4 separate regions of the Homo sapiens genome follow, and regions 1, 2 and 4 are each linked to region 3. A link is a contact called in ENCODE Hi-C or POLR2A ChIA-PET data. All regions are on one chromosome and are shown on one strand. The core of a region is the stretch at or near the end of the contact, and the rest is flanking DNA. Distances in the headings are between cores, read along the strand shown. Region 1 overlaps AHRR (aryl hydrocarbon receptor repressor). Region 2 holds the start of SDHA (succinate dehydrogenase complex flavoprotein subunit A). Region 3 overlaps LPCAT1 (lysophosphatidylcholine acyltransferase 1). Region 4 overlaps AHRR (aryl hydrocarbon receptor repressor).

Region 1 (3,665 bases), core at 1,057-3,556, 1.1 Mb after region 3:
GCTCATCACTTCAGAGCCCCAGAGACTCACTCAGAAAGCCTAGAGCAGGGCTGGGCTGAAATCCTGACTCAGATGGGAAGCTACTGTTGGCAGTCACAGCCGGCCCTCGAACTAATGAGGACACAGGCCTAGTGTGCTGACCGATGTCACACATCAACCACCTGCAGCACTGGGTGCTGCGATTAAACATCGTGCCTGCTGTGTTGGGAGGTGTTTCCAGATGGCGGTCCCATTTGAATCCGTGGGCTCGGTGAAGCCAGTGGTCTTCCCCAGTGTGGCTGGGCAGTCCATGGGGGGCTGGAGAGAACTAGACAGGAGGAGTCACCCCTTTTTCCTGACTCATGGCTTGAGCCAGATCAGCTCATCTCCCATTCTCCGGCCACAGGCGGGAATTTACCCCAGCGCCCCTGGCCCTCAGGCCTCTGGGCTTGGACTGAACTACACCTCGGCTCTCCTGGGTCTCCAGCTTGCAGCTGTCTGAGACACCTGCTCATAATAAGCCTCCCCATATCTGTCTCCGGTCGGTTCTGTTTTTCTGCAGAGCCCTAACTGACATGCCCTGTAAAGCCCGGCCCGAGGTCGGCCGAGAGCTCCACACCAGGCCCAGCCTCTGTGCTCTGGGTGCCTCCAAGGCAGGCCTCCTCTGGATCACTTCCTCCTCCAGCCACCCAGGGAGGTCGGACAAGCATGATGGGAACGTGCCCCCCTCCCCCCACCAACACCTGCACCTTCCCATGGGCTGCCCCCCTCCACCCCACACTGTCACCTGTGCCTTCCCGAGACCTGTCCCCAACCCCATCACCTGTGCCTTCCCATGGACTGTCCCCCCATCACCCACACCTTCCCATGGGCTGTCCACCCCACCCCTGTCACCTGCATCTTCCTGGGGGCTGTCCCCTATGGACCACCACCTGCCTGGGGCTGCACCCACTGTGAGACTCTCAGGGTCCTGGGGGTGGCGGATGACCTTGGTGAAAATTTCCCTTGAACCTGATTTCACTCACCCCTGCTTCCAGCTCAAGCTCCCTCCTGAGGGACCCTTACGACACCTCTCCCGTCCAGGAGTTGGATGGGATGCTCTGAGAAGCCTGGGACGCCCATCCAACCCTTCCCCGACGCCTGCTCGCCCCAGAATTGCCTGACCTGACTGTGGATCCAGGAAATGCTGCACAACCGTAACACGGGGAGTAAATGAGCAGAGCTTCCAGCGAGGGCCCAGGAGGTCGGGGCACCAGCGAGGGCCCGGGAGGACGGGGCTTCCAGCGAGGGCCCGGGAGGACGGGGCACCAGCGAGGGCCCGGGAGGACGGGGCTTCCAGCGAGGGCCCGGGAGGACGGGGCACCAGCGAGGGCCCGGGAGGACGGGGCTTCCAGCGAGGGCCCGGGAGGACGGGGCTTCCAGCGAGGGCCCGGGAGGATGGGGCACCAGCAAGAGCCCGGGAGGGCAGGGCAGTGCTCTCAGAGCCAAGACATTCCCAGGAGGGCACCTCTGACCCCTGCTCTCACACCCCAACCATTCCTACAAATGCCTTTGCAAGTTTTACGTCAAATGAGGGGACCAGAGCCTCAAGGCTTTCGAACATTCAAACTCTCCCTTCCTTCCCTTCTCAAGAACTGGATGAGAAACCGTTTTGCCTTTTGAAGATGAATTGTAATATGTACATTCCGGAAGAAAATGTCATTTAGTGATTCTTGATGGCCACAAATGGTATTTGCAAAGGAAACTTCTCACCACCCAGTTACTTTCTGAACAGGTGTGTTCTGCACCAGGATGCACAGAATTTGTCCCAGCTTCTGCACAGGAAAGGTTTAGAGGAAGCACTCGGGACAGACACTCTGTGCCAGAGCGTGGGACAAGCACAGCTCTCCCCAGTGGCCTAGGAGGCATCAGGAGCATTCAGGCAGGTGACAAAGACTCAGAGCGAAGCAAGTGACACAGAGGGAGCCCGGGCTCGTGCAGCGGGAGGCCTCAGCTCCTGAGTCGGGCTGTGCTGCATGCTCGCCTAGCTGTAGGTCTGTTCATCTGCAAGGAGCATGTGCCTCAGCCTTGCAAAGCAGGCAAGTCCACCCTGTGGGACAAAGCTGCCCCTTCAGGCTGTGGGCAGGAGGGGACCAGGACTGTGCCCGGAGAGCCCTCAGGTGTCCCAGAAAACAGCTGGTACCAGGTTAGGGGGTTAAGACAGAATGCCCAGGAAGAGGGAGGGTGTGAGGAAGTGTGAGAAGCGGATGACTGTGCCGTGCTGCTCTTGACACATGGGCGGGTGTATTAACAGAGTGTGAGGGAATGCATTCGAGGTGCTCACTGAGGGCAAAGAGAAGCAGCAAGTCAGAAGGGGGTCCCAGCAAGTGGGTGCTGGATGGGCGAGTGTGCTTCCAAAACCCTTAGTTACAGCTTGTGGGGCAGAGGGGTTTAAAAATGTCCTTCAAAGTCCCAAATTCCCCTAAGCTAGAAAAAGCATCAGGAGTATAAATAAACACACTCATTTCACAGACACGATATTTACAAAACGGGGGGCACCCCAAGACACATACTGCATCAAGTTGCTGAATTTCCTATGGCAAGAATTTCCCGATTTTTCAAAAAGCACCAGAGAGCTTCAGAGATTTCACACTTCCTCACAGTGCAAAATGAACCGCAAAGAAATGCACTTCCTCTGAGCCAGCGAAGACTGGGGTGGCTGCAGCTGGCAGTGCCCACGCGTTTCTCTGGTCAAGAGAATGCGCCTCTAACCACTTTCTGAGATCACAGAACCCGGGGGCCTCAGGGGGGCTCTGCGGTCACCAGAGTCACACGCTCGTCCTGCAGAGGAAACACACCCTGGCCTTGGAACCCCACGTTATCGTGGAAGATGCAACCAAAAATAGCTCTTTGGGGAAAAAAAGAATACTTGCACACATTGCAAATCCATATTCTCTTCATGATGTGAAACATCTGGTATAAGCAAACTATTTGGGCATTCTTGTTACATTTCAACGTATCAAAGAAAAGCACAGCAGGGACAAGCCAAGGGTTCAAGAAACATTTTGTAAAACAAAACCCAAAACACTGTGCTGGTGCTGTTTAACAACCAAATATTCAGTGAATCAGCGTGCGGTGCACAGGTGTACAGATGAGTGAGCGGTCAACACTGCAGGCCACTAACCCCACGCGGCCACAGCCAGGGAGCGCCCTGGCCCACACCCTCAGGCAGGATACAGTGCGCGGTGCACGCCCAGGGAGTCTTCCTGAGCAGCCCCACTGGCCTCTCCTACTGCGGAAGAGGGCACCGAGCCCTCACTGAGTCCTCTGCCCTCTACCCACAGGTATGGATGCTGCCTCGCTTGTCAACTTTCACATCAACGAGGAGTGCCAGCTCAGCTGTCAGAGTCTCCATTTGTTTATAAATAATGAATTCGTAGGTAAATTTATTATGTTATGTAACCATGAATTTACAACTAACACCCATATGGGGCTGGCCTGCCTGTGAATCACCATTGCCTTCATTGTCCTCACACATCACTACAGGCGGTCAGTGGCTATCAGTCCTGCAATATTCACCATCAACAGATGCAGACCGAACTGAGTACGTCTCAGGGCCTGGGTGTCCAATGCTCGGGGCCTCCTGAACGACATGGGCCTTCGTTCGCCCGTGTGGTCATCCACATCTTCGGCATCTGCCACTGCCA
Region 2 (3,462 bases), core at 3-2,502, 1.3 Mb after region 3:
GGATGGCTGTATGACTAATCCTCACATTTAACTCAACGAGATTTTTAATAAGTATTTCAAAAAGGAGAAAATTGCACAATTACAGGCATAATTCAAATCAATATTGCTGAATGCCTTGGTTCCTATTGAGATTTTTATTCTGCAATTTAAAATTACTTTGTAATTAAGGAGGTGGGTGGGTAAGTTCATTTAAAAGAACCAAACAACTAAACCTATCCAATTTAGCTTGATTAAATAAAACCCTAGAAGGCCGATTCTTAAGATGCAATCGTAGAGGGCACATTCAGACACTCAGAGAGCAAGGGCTCAGGGAAGTATAACCCTGACCACCATCCTGGACTAAGCCGAGCCCGGCCCTAGAGGCACTCAGCGCACAGGCAAGCACAGGTCCCGGCGTCCTCGCCCGGTCAGTGCGCTGAGCTCTCCGCCTGAGTTTTAAAAACTGGCACAGCTGCTTTTAAACACTGGCACATTTTTGGTGGCATAAGGACCACCAAACACGACCCAAAGTAGAAGCCCTTAACTTACAAGGTCTCGAAGTGGACATGGACAGATTTGCGCTTTCTGGAAAGGCGAACTGCAAGCCTAAGCTCGGGCGCGCCACGCTTCCCACCGGACGCCCACCGGGCCGAGCCCGGCCACTCCTCGCACCCACCCGGGCGGTCTCACCCGCCCCGCCGGCCCCACCCACGGGCTGCGGGCTGCTCCTCAGGACAACCCGCACAGAGGGCGGCAGAGGCCCAGCCCAGCCAGGGCGGCCACCGGCCGCTATCCGCCCGGGTGACCTTGGGCAGACACGACTCCTCCCCGAGTCCACCTGCCAGGCACTGAGGCGAGGGGCTACCTCAGCCCGCGGGGTCCCAGGACCCCAGGCCCGGACCAAGGCGGCGGAGGGGACGCCCAGCAAGCCCGCGGGGTTGTGACCTTCACCCGGACGCGGACTATCTACTAAGGACCGAGCTCCCCGGGTCCCCGAGTCCGCCCCGCGGCTTCCCCTCGCACCGGCCCAGGGCTCTCTCAGCCCCTTCCCGATCCCGGGACAGAGGGCGCAGGGACCCGGCGCCCGCTCCGCTCGGACCCGCTGGGGACCGTCCCGCTCCTACCGCCGCCTCGGCCCCCGCCTGCCCCGCCCCGGTCCGCGGCACGGACTCACCGCCTTGGCCAGCGCCAGGCGCCGAGCGCTCAGCAGCCGCGACAGGCCCCGGACCCCCGACATGTCTGCTGTTGCCGCCGCGCAGTCCCGCCAGTCCCTGCGCAGACTGCGCCTGCGCACCACACCGGGGTCGAGCTGGCGGGGGAGGGGGGATACCGCGCCTGCGCACCACGCCGGAGTCGAGCGGGGCTGCAGTGGGGGACATCGCGCCTGCGCACCATGCCACGCCCGGAGCGGGTACTGAGTGGGGGCGCCGCGCCTGCGCAAAGCGGACCCGCGGACGGTGGCGTTAAGGGAACGCTGAGGTCCCGCGCTCCCCGACCGAGGTAGAGCGGGCCCTGTTCCGGGGAGGTGGTGGGCACCAACATTTTTAAAGCCCCGTGGGTGGTTCTCCGGGATCGCCCAGACCGAAGGGCCTGAACGCCCAGACCGCAGGGAATGGGGTCGGAGGGGGGCGCTCGTCCGCGGAGGTGGGCGGGAGCGGCCCGGGGCCTCCGACCTCTTGTTTATTATACATCCCTTGATTAACTAAACTATTTTGTAATTGTGTGTGTTTGTGGAGGTCACATGTAAACAAACTTAAAGTGACTCTACTTTGTGAAAATGTGAAACTTCGTGTAGGTACTCAGTAAATCAGTAAATTCTTACTAACGTTAGCCCCCAGCCTAGCTATGGAGGGTGCATGCTGAGCCCGAAGCAGAGAACTCTGTAATCTCTGCATTCATCACCACCACGAGGAGGCCTCAGAAGCTTCTAGCACTGTTTGCACCTTCCCCACATCACCCCTCCCTGCCTTCCTCACAGTCTTCCTTCTGATCAGAAGACCCTTTCCTTCTTTCTCTGCCTGTCAAAATGCTGCTCACTCTTCAAACCCTAGCTCATATGAAAGTGTCCGGTGTGAGCCCACTTTTATCGAGTTGATTCTGTATCTTTGATACAACTGTATGAGGGTTCTCCAGAGACACAACAAATAGAAGGGAGACGTGAGGAATTGGTTTAAAGGTTCAATTGCTAATCTCATCCAAAAACACCCTTACAGACACGCCCAGAAATAATGCTTAACCATGTATCTGAGCACCTCATGATGCCGTCAAGTTGACAAACAAAATTAACCATCGCAGCAGCCATACATTTAAACATATTTGTACCAGAGAACTTACCTGATTCTACCTGCACTTCAGATGCTTAAGACATGTCTGTTTTCTCCACTTTCCCCAACCAGATTGTGAGTCGCTTTCATCTTAAGTTCTTGTTTTTTTTTTCCTTTTTCTTTTTCTTTTTTTTTGGGGGGGACGGAGTCTCGTTCTGTCACCAGGCTGGAGTGCAGTGGCGCGACCTCGACTCACTGCAACCTCCACCTCCCAGGTTCAAGCGATTCTCCTGCCTCAGCCTCCCGAGTAGCTGGGACTACAGGTGCCCGCCACCATGCCCGGCTCTGGTCTAGTTTTTTTCTTCTTTGAATCCCGTAGGGCCTCAGTGCTGTGCAGCAAGCACATAGTTAAAACTGAAGAAAAATTTCTTGAATAAAAGTAGTTAACGTTTTTATTCTTTACTTCAAGGTATATCTCCATGAATAACCTAAATGATCCCCCAAATTGGAATATCCGGCCTAATTCCAGGGCGGATGGTGGTGATGGAAGCAGGTGGAATTATGCCCTGTTGGTTCCAATGCTGGGATTGGCTGCTTTTCGTAAGTCATGGTTTTCTTAAAATTCGTGTTTTCCAGGCTGAGAGTGTGGAGCCCCGGTGAGGGAGGCAGCATGGTGTGGGAGCCTGAAGGCCGTGACTTTGGGACCTGCCAGGGACAGCCGAGTTTTATCCCCTGCAGTGAACCGTGGGCAAATCACTTAAGCTCTGAGCCTCAGTCTTCCTGTTCACAGGAGATGGATAATCATACTTAACCTCAGCACACTGCAAGGATTAAGTCAGCCAAGGCGTTTAGAAGCATTTTGTGTGGGGTGGGTTTTAATAACTTAGTTCCCTCTGAAGGCTTTGCTGCTCTCAAGTCGGGGAGGAGGTTCCTTATTTCAGGTGCCCTCATAAGGACTGCTGGGGAACAAAACGGGTGTAAAGGAAACCAGTGGGCTGGGCGTGGTGGCTCATACCTGTAACCCCAGCACTCTGCGAGGCCCAGGTGGGCAGATCGAGTGACCAGCCTGAGCAACACAGCAAAACCCCGTCTCTACAAAAAAATACAAAAATTAGCAAGTCGTGACGGTGCACACCTGTAGTCCCAGCTACTCAGGAGGCTGAGGTGGGAAGATCAGTGGAGCCTGGGAGGTCGAGGCTGCAGTGAGTGGAGATGGCAC
Region 3 (3,283 bases), core at 255-2,754:
GTGGTGGAGCCCTCCAGAGCCGTGAGCGTCTCCCGCCTTGAGCCTGACAACAGAGGCACCCACAACCTGCCTGCTGCCTTGGGCTCCAGCTGCCCCAGCTCCATGGCGGCCCACCCACTCAGACCCTCCCTCCACCTTTCATCACATCGCCTGATGTTGGGGTCACGTTGCTGGGGTCACCCGTTTGGGCACCACTGCTGACTCCCCGCCTTCATCCCCGGAGACCTTCCCGCATTGGGCCCAGCCTCCAGCCTCAGGCTCCTGGAGCCTCCAGCAGGGTCCTCCTGGGCCCAGGTGCCTTCTTTCTCCTGAGTGTCTCTTGTCTGTGCTGCACTGTCCACCTGAGTCCCCCTGTTCTGACCCAGGCCAGGGGTGCCGCCTCTGAGGTGGGGGTGATAGAGCTCAGCAGAGCCCTGTGGGGTCTGCTGGATGTGGTGGGTTCCAGCAGGGCTGGGACCCTCAGGGCTCTGCAGGGATTGAGTTGCTCCTGAAACAGGCCCATGTGGGGCCTTCCTCTCCAGTGCCCACACTCACCCTCCTTGTCAGAGGGCACTAGAGCAGGATCGGCTGACTGGGTACCTGGAGACCCCTCCTGGAAGGTCCTGGGCCCACGCCCTCCACATGCCCACACCCCACCTGCCTGCCAGCTCCAAGCTCTCAGAGCAGAACGAAGACAGTGAGAAGGCCCTAGGATGCTGCGTGGGCCCAGCGATGGCACTGACAGCCCGAGGATGCAGAGGCGGGCCTACCAAATGTGGCTGTTGGAAGTGGACGCAGCTCTCACTGGGCCACAGTGGCCTCCCTGCACGGGCTGTGAACAGACATGGATGTGGCTGTCCCTGGCCTCCCTGCACGGGCTGTGAGCAGACATGGATGTGGCTCTCCCCGGCCTCCCTGCACGGGCTGTGAGCAAACATGGATGTGGCTGTCCCTGGGCCGCAGCGGCCTCCCTGCACAGGCTGTGAGCAGATGTGGACACGGCTCTCCCTGGGCCATGGTGGACTGTTTCTTCCTGTGGGGTGGGCTGTGGGGGATGGTCAGGGTGAATAAGGGGTGATGGCCTTCTGGGGGCCTCAGGGGTCCCTGTTGAGCCATCTTCCAGCCTCATTGTTGCAACTAGTGACGTTAGACCCATGCCCAGCACAAGCTATGTGTGAATATGGAGGTTTCTGTGCAGTTTAGAAGCCCGTACCTCCTCCCCTCTGCCTTGTTCCTGCATTCAGAAGCCCTGGGCTCTGACTGCCTCATCTTGGTTTCTCCCAGCCTGGCCCTTGTGCAGCCTGCCTTGGGTGCACAGTGCTGGCGGGGTCTGGGTGCTGCTGACCCTCAGGGGCCCCTGGGAGACTAGGGAGGCCAGAGACCCCTGCAGACTTTCCCACCGGGGTTTCCATGAAGTCACTGACCTTTCAGGCTCATGGGGGGTTTCTGTGCTCTTGGGGACTTTCCTGAGAGGTCCCCAGGGTGTTGAGGTTTCCTTTGATTCTTACTGAGTTTCAGTGATGTCCCCTTGACACATGGTCGGGATGGTCGGCTGAGCTGTAGCAGCAGAGCCATTATCACCCACAGCAGGTCTCGGCACTCCACGCGAGCTCCTGGGCTCGGTCCCAGGCAATGAGGACTATTTCCTCCACACTGCGTGTCTCAGGGGCTGGGACTCGGCTGCCGGGCGTTGGAGCTGGGGCTTGAGCCTGGGTCTGTGCCAGCCCTGCCGTCCTCCGCCTCCCCTGACACAGCCACCCGTCCACCTGGGCACACAGAAGTGCTGGGTGAACTGCATGAGCTTGCTCCCAGGTGCTGCTGAGCCCACAGCAGGAAGGGGGCAACCCAGCCCTGGACACAGGGGAAGCTGCGGCACACGGGCCCAGGGACTTGGGGTGCCAGCTGGACACCAAGGCTGCAGGTGGATGTCCTGCATGAGACGAAAGCTGAGTGGGTTGGGCGGTCAGCTCGAGGTTTCAGCCCTGACACGGGCCTCTGGCCTCAGGCCACCGTGAAGGGAGAATTGGCCCTAGGGACAGATGCTCCTGGCAGCCCTAGGGGCAAGCATGGGCTCCATTCTCCCAGAATTGTGCAGAATCCCGCAGCCAGGACCAACCGCAAATTCCTGACCACATAGTGGCACTCGCTGGCAGCCTGGGAGGAACGCGCTGCCTGGGGATTCACTCGCCTGGCCTCAGGTCGCCAGGCAGGGGAGCCCTTCTCAGACCGCCTGTCCTGTTCTAAAACTTGAGTACTTCTGATGCCTGAGTTTTCCAGTTAAAAAAAAACTCTTTCAATAGAGATTTAAATAGAATTTAAAATAGAAACAATCATCCACAGAGTCCATGGTGCCTTGCTCCAGCCCGCAAGGGCACAACTCCGGCCAGTGAGAAGGCGGAGCGGCTGCTGGGTACAGCCACAATTCCAGTGGGAACGGGGAAGTTCCTGAGCCTCTGCGGCCTGTGGCTCTAGCTGGGCCTCGCTGGGGCTCCTCCTGATTCCTTGGGAGCCCATCAGGTGGCAGCCACTCAGAGAGAGAGGCAGATCCCGGGCAAGTCCTGCTGCAGCTGTGACCAAATCCGCCCGTCCTTGGAGCTGAGCCCCAGGGGCAGGTGAGGGCGGCGGGTGGGGCCCCGAGGCAGGTGTATGTGCTTGGTGAGGGCAGACCCTAACCCCGTCAGGTGGGTGAGCATTGGCCGGTGATGAGGACCCCCACTTCCCACCAACGCCTTCCAGCTGGTGCGCGATGTTACAGCAGAAAGTGTCCCTCCACGGATGTCTTCCAGCTCGTGCGCAATGTTATAATAGCAAGTGTCCCTCCACAGACGCCTTCCAGCTGGTGCGCGATGTTACAGCAGAAAGTGTCCCTCCACGGATGTCTTCCAGCTCGTGCGCAATGTTATAATAGCAAGTGTCCCTCCACAGACGCCTTCCAGCTCGTGCGCGATGTTAAAACAGAAAGTGTTCCTTGGCCGGGGAGCGCCCCTGGCCGATGTTCCTGCCCATCCGTGCTGTGGCGCTGGGTGTTTACGGTCAGGACAGATGTTGAGATAGTCCAGGCATGGAGTGCCCTTGCTGACCAGGAAGGCCTAGACAGAAAAGCTCACTTTTATCCCAAGGGCAGCATGAGAAACGCAGCAGACGCTGTCCTGCGTGGGCTGCCATGGGCAACACCGCTGTTCCTTTCTCGGCAGGTGCATTCATCCCTGGAGCGCCCGTCCAGCCTGTGGTTTTACGATATCCAAATAAACTGGTGAGTTGTGTTTTTTTGGGGTCAGCTTCCAGGGGAATTCTCCGGGAAACG
Region 4 (3,651 bases), core at 977-3,476, 1.1 Mb after region 3:
GCTGACGGTTTCCATTTGCACTTCCCTGTGCCTGGCGATGCCGAGCACCTTTCCACCTACAAACTGGCCATTTTGTGTCTCCTTTGGAGAAGCGTCTATCAGGTCCTTTTCCTGGTTTTTAATGGGGTTTTTTCTTCCTCTTGAGTTGGCTGGGTTCCTTATGTATGTGGGGTCTTTCCCGCCAGTGAGATGTATGGTTGGCAAATGCGTCCTCCCATTCCATAGGCTGCCTCTTCATTGTGTTGACGGTTTCCTTTGCTGGGCAAAAGTTTTTCAGTTTGGTGCAGGCCTGTCTGCGTATTTCTCTTTTGCTGCCCCGCTCTTTTTAAGGCTGAATACTCCTCCTCTGTAGGTAGATACCTCTTGCTAACCCACCCACCTGTCAACGGAGGCTTGGTTGCCCCCTTGCTTTGGTTGGGAACATGGCTGCTGTGGCTGCATTTCCAGAAGGAAGGTAGCTCAGGCTGAAATCACTTCACGACACTTTGCTCTTCTCTGCAATCCCTACCTGGGAGAAACGGTGACTCAGAAGCTGCGGCGAGGGTTAAATCACACTCTGTGCCCCGCAGAGCTGGCATCCTGTGGAACGATGGTGCCAGGAGCACTTGACCTGCCTTTCGCCGCCGCATCCGCCTGCCCTGGCTTCACAGCTTCACCCTGGAACTCCTGGAGTTCTTGTCCTGCCTGGAGTTGACCGTGGGGAGTACCCACGAGGGCCCAGGATCGTCCCTGCCTGTGCTCAGCAAGATCTAGGCCCTGGGCTGGCGCCAATGGAGGTCAGGGACTTTGTGGCCATGGAGGGACCATGGGCCAATCCCACCCCCTTCGCAAGTGGTGATGCAGACAGGGAGCAACCCAGAAAGCCTGGCCCAGAGCCGGCACCTGTGGCATCGAGGCCCTTTCTCTACAGCGGCTCCCATCTTAGGGGCCAGCAGCTGTGTCTGGAACTAGGGGACCCAAACTACCACTGTGCCTCAGGCTGGCCCCTCAGGCTGGCATCCACCCCTCAGACTCCTGCAGCCCCTCCCTCCCCTTGGATTTAGGCAGAGACAGGGTGAGATGACGTGGGGTGCACCCCAAGGGGTTGTTAGAAAACAGGTGAGAACGTGAAGCAGCCGGGGGCCATGTGGCCTGGGGGGCATCTGCTGAAAGGGAACAGAGTTGCCATCCAACTGCCCGCTCTGAGCCGGGCAGTGGTGACACTGAGGGGCCTCACTCCCGCCCCACACGGGCTGGAGGGGTGTGCACCAGGGCCTCGGGTCCTCAGCCCCCAGCCCTTCCTGGCACTGCTGGGAGAGGTCTGTGCCCGCCGGCTCCTGCCACAGCTTTTCCCAATTCAGCGGTTGCCACATACTGATGATGTCCTACTAATAATAGTTCAAAGACCAAAGAAATTTTCAAGGCTTGAGTATATAAAATGTCTTCTTAAAAAAGATTTTATGAGATTAGTCACAACCAAAAGCAACCTTAATTTTAACTCACAAGGCAGAATTTTTTTTTAAAGACCATAAAATGCTGTTTGCCGTGTCATATGGATTCAATATCAGATTGACTTCTGGTCCAGCATTGTCATGCCAAATACTTTTACACATGTGGGCCCATCTTTCAAATATGCATCTCGAACGTCTGTTTGTTTTCTCTCCCTCTGCCTTTCTAATCCTACAAAAGTTTTGTTTTTTTTTTAAACGTGGTCCATGGAAAATGAGATCACTTTTCCAAACGGAAAAAGGATTTGGCTCTAAGGTTAAGGCTCTACTTTTTTTAAGGGGAAAAAGATCACATCCATGTGCTGTTACTGAACGTCAGGAAACGGCGCACCTGCCACTTCGCAAGGACAACGGAGGTCGGGGCAGGTGAGGGCCGAGGCAGGTGAGGGCTGGAGCCACGCTCTCCCCCAGGGACCGCAGGGAATGGGGCAAACGTTCTGAGAAAGCCGGAACTTCCTCTGTCAAACCCTTTAAATATCCTGATCTCTTCCAGTTCCAGGGCAGAAAAAATAGCCGGCAAGTACTTCAAAGATTATTTTTGTCAAGGTCATGGCAGAGGGAAAATGAGGGAAAAAGGAACAACCCTCCACATCCCCCTGGCTGCCCCTCCTCGGAGTAAAGGGAAGTTGGGAGTATTGTGCTCCCCTGAGAGCCGTTGCCACGGTTACGGAGCCACAACACGGCGGCTAGTCACGCGAGCGGGCACCGGGCGGGCGTCGGGGCAGCTGGCCCGGCCTCCTGGAGGCAGATCACTCACAGGGGCCGCTCCATGGGGCTTGCGTGCGTGCGAGGCAGCGCTCTTGCTTGGGGAGCTGAATAACTGGCTGTTTATAGATCCCACAAACAGTAAACGCAGGCTTGACTCTCTTCCACGGAGCAGCTCCGACATTTGAAAACAGTTCTTGAGAATGCAGCTGGCCGGATGGCCACAGAGTGGGAGGCTGACTGAAGCCCCGGGGCCCTAGAAGAGCAGGCAGATGGCGGCCCCCAGGCAGTCCCTCCTGACGCCCACTGCAGCCCCGCTCGGTTAACCCGGTGTCCTGGGCCCCCTTCTGGCTGAGAGACCAGCCAGTGCTGACGCCGCCTCCGCCCTCACCTTTGCTGCGAACCCTTGGCGAGTTAATTCACCTCTCTGGGCCTTGGTTTCCTCCTGCGAAAGATGGGACGGCAACAGTGAGCGTCTGTGAGGGCGGCGGTGAGCAGCAGCACCAGGCACCCTCCAGTGATCAGGGCAGCACCCGCTGTCTCTGTGACTGGAGGGCAAATGGCTGTGCTGGACAGGCAATCTGACGTCTAAAGTTGATGTCATTTTCTAGAGAACAAAACTTATGCTTTTAAAACCAGGACCCGCTTTCTGAGTGCAAACACCCTGAGTGTGAAACGCACTTCACAAGAAGCAGACTTACAACTCATAAACAAAGGCAGCTGACGGTTACCACAGTGAATCTCCCTCCAGAAGCGCCAGGCCCATCCTGCCGGGGTCCTGGTGGTTGGGGAGCCACCCCTGCCGATCCCTAAGCCTGGGACCCCACGCCCTGGGTGTGTCCTGCACCACCAGCCCCGGCCTCAGAGACCCTGGGGCTAGAGTTGGCCTGGGCCGTCCCTCTGCACCTGCGGCTCCACACCCAGGAGAGCCCGAGGGAGCTCCGCGCTGACCCAGCTGCTTCAGAGCAGACAAGGAAGGTGGCATGGGGATAAGAACCACCCGGTAGGAAACCAATGGCAGGGAAGCAGCCATGAGGCCGAGAGGTGGGCATTGAGCGGGAGCTGCGGCTGCTTGGTCCTCGAGAGGAATGAGGTGCGCCACGGTGGTGCTGGGCATGTTGGCAGGGGGGTCCCAGGTGCACCAGTGACCTCGGGTGGGGAAAATCCACCCAGAACAGACGGGGGCGGCTGCTGGAGCCAGGGCCACACACAGACCCACAGTTTGCTGAGGGCCACTCACGGCCTCCGGAGCCCGCAGGACCCAGGCCTGGCGGCAGAAGGCCCTGCCAGCCCAGCCCTTCTCACAGAAGCCCATCGGTGACAACGGCAATGCCTCCTCCCAGTGTCGGCAGCTTAAAACGGAGTAACAGCCAAGGGGGGTGGGGCACGCACGGCGCCTGAAACCCGGTTTGGCACAAACACACTCCTTCCACCAGGGGCAGGCCCAGGACCCTCACCT

Evidence for each region. A loop is a pair of places that touch in the nucleus more often than their neighbours do. ChIA-PET counts read pairs that join two places held with the same protein, here RNA polymerase II (POLR2A). Pooled maps may share reads with other maps.
Region 1: a map with no recorded cell type shows a loop between it and region 3 (7-fold over the local background). The contact joins two enhancer-like sites. A Hi-C loop is called at or near these places in 3 of 37 single-sample maps with no recorded cell type and 5 of 50 pooled maps.
Region 2: a pooled map shows a loop between it and region 3 (7-fold over the local background). The contact joins the promoter of SDHA here to the enhancer-like site in region 3. A Hi-C loop is called at or near these places in 1 of 37 single-sample maps with no recorded cell type and 3 of 50 pooled maps. POLR2A ChIA-PET finds 5 or more read pairs at or near these places in 1 of 52 experiments (activated CD8-positive, alpha-beta memory T cell).
Region 4: a loop to region 3 is called in a pooled map, with 3 times the contacts of the local background. The contact joins two enhancer-like sites. A Hi-C loop is called at or near these places in 3 of 37 single-sample maps with no recorded cell type and 3 of 50 pooled maps.

Annotation. Positions count from the first base shown.
Region 1 is chr5:367,817-371,481 of GRCh38, reverse strand. All of the region lies in intron 3 of AHRR (aryl hydrocarbon receptor repressor), which reads right to left. The region is part of intron 5 of PDCD6-AHRR (PDCD6-AHRR readthrough (NMD candidate)); the gene reads right to left. Among named protein-coding and RNA genes, the nearest start is that of AHRR, 48 kb to the right of the region's middle. RefSeq lists enhancers at 499-638, 2,085-2,194, 2,845-2,954. Within about 2 kb of position 2,306, at least 3 of the 41 ENCODE cell types and tissues checked have a DNase peak (open chromatin) inside an H3K27ac peak, as active enhancers do.
Region 2 is chr5:216,110-219,571 of GRCh38, reverse strand. SDHA (succinate dehydrogenase complex flavoprotein subunit A) reads right to left here and starts at 1,252. Exons shown (of 15, transcript NM_004168.4): 1 at 1,154-1,252. The coding sequence starts at 1,216. CCDC127 (coiled-coil domain containing 127) reads left to right here and starts at 1,419. Exons shown (of 3, transcript NM_145265.3): 1 at 1,419-1,479; 2 at 2,713-2,843. The coding sequence starts at 2,723. RefSeq lists silencers at 642-881, 1,112-1,441 and an enhancer at 434-1,242.
Region 3 is chr5:1,483,377-1,486,659 of GRCh38, reverse strand. LPCAT1 (lysophosphatidylcholine acyltransferase 1) reads left to right here. Exons shown (of 14, transcript NM_024830.5): 6 at 3,174-3,232. Among named protein-coding and RNA genes, the nearest start is that of MIR6075, 26 kb to the left of the region's middle. Within about 2 kb of position 1,504, at least 3 of the 41 ENCODE cell types and tissues checked have a DNase peak (open chromatin) inside an H3K27ac peak, as active enhancers do.
Region 4 is chr5:398,591-402,241 of GRCh38, reverse strand. The region is part of intron 4 of AHRR (aryl hydrocarbon receptor repressor); the gene reads right to left. All of the region lies in intron 6 of PDCD6-AHRR (PDCD6-AHRR readthrough (NMD candidate)), which reads right to left. Among named protein-coding and RNA genes, the nearest start is that of EXOC3-AS1, 43 kb to the left of the region's middle. RefSeq lists enhancers at 1,928-2,337, 2,015-2,544, 1,597-2,796. Within about 2 kb of position 2,226, at least 22 of the 41 ENCODE cell types and tissues checked have a DNase peak (open chromatin) inside an H3K27ac peak, as active enhancers do.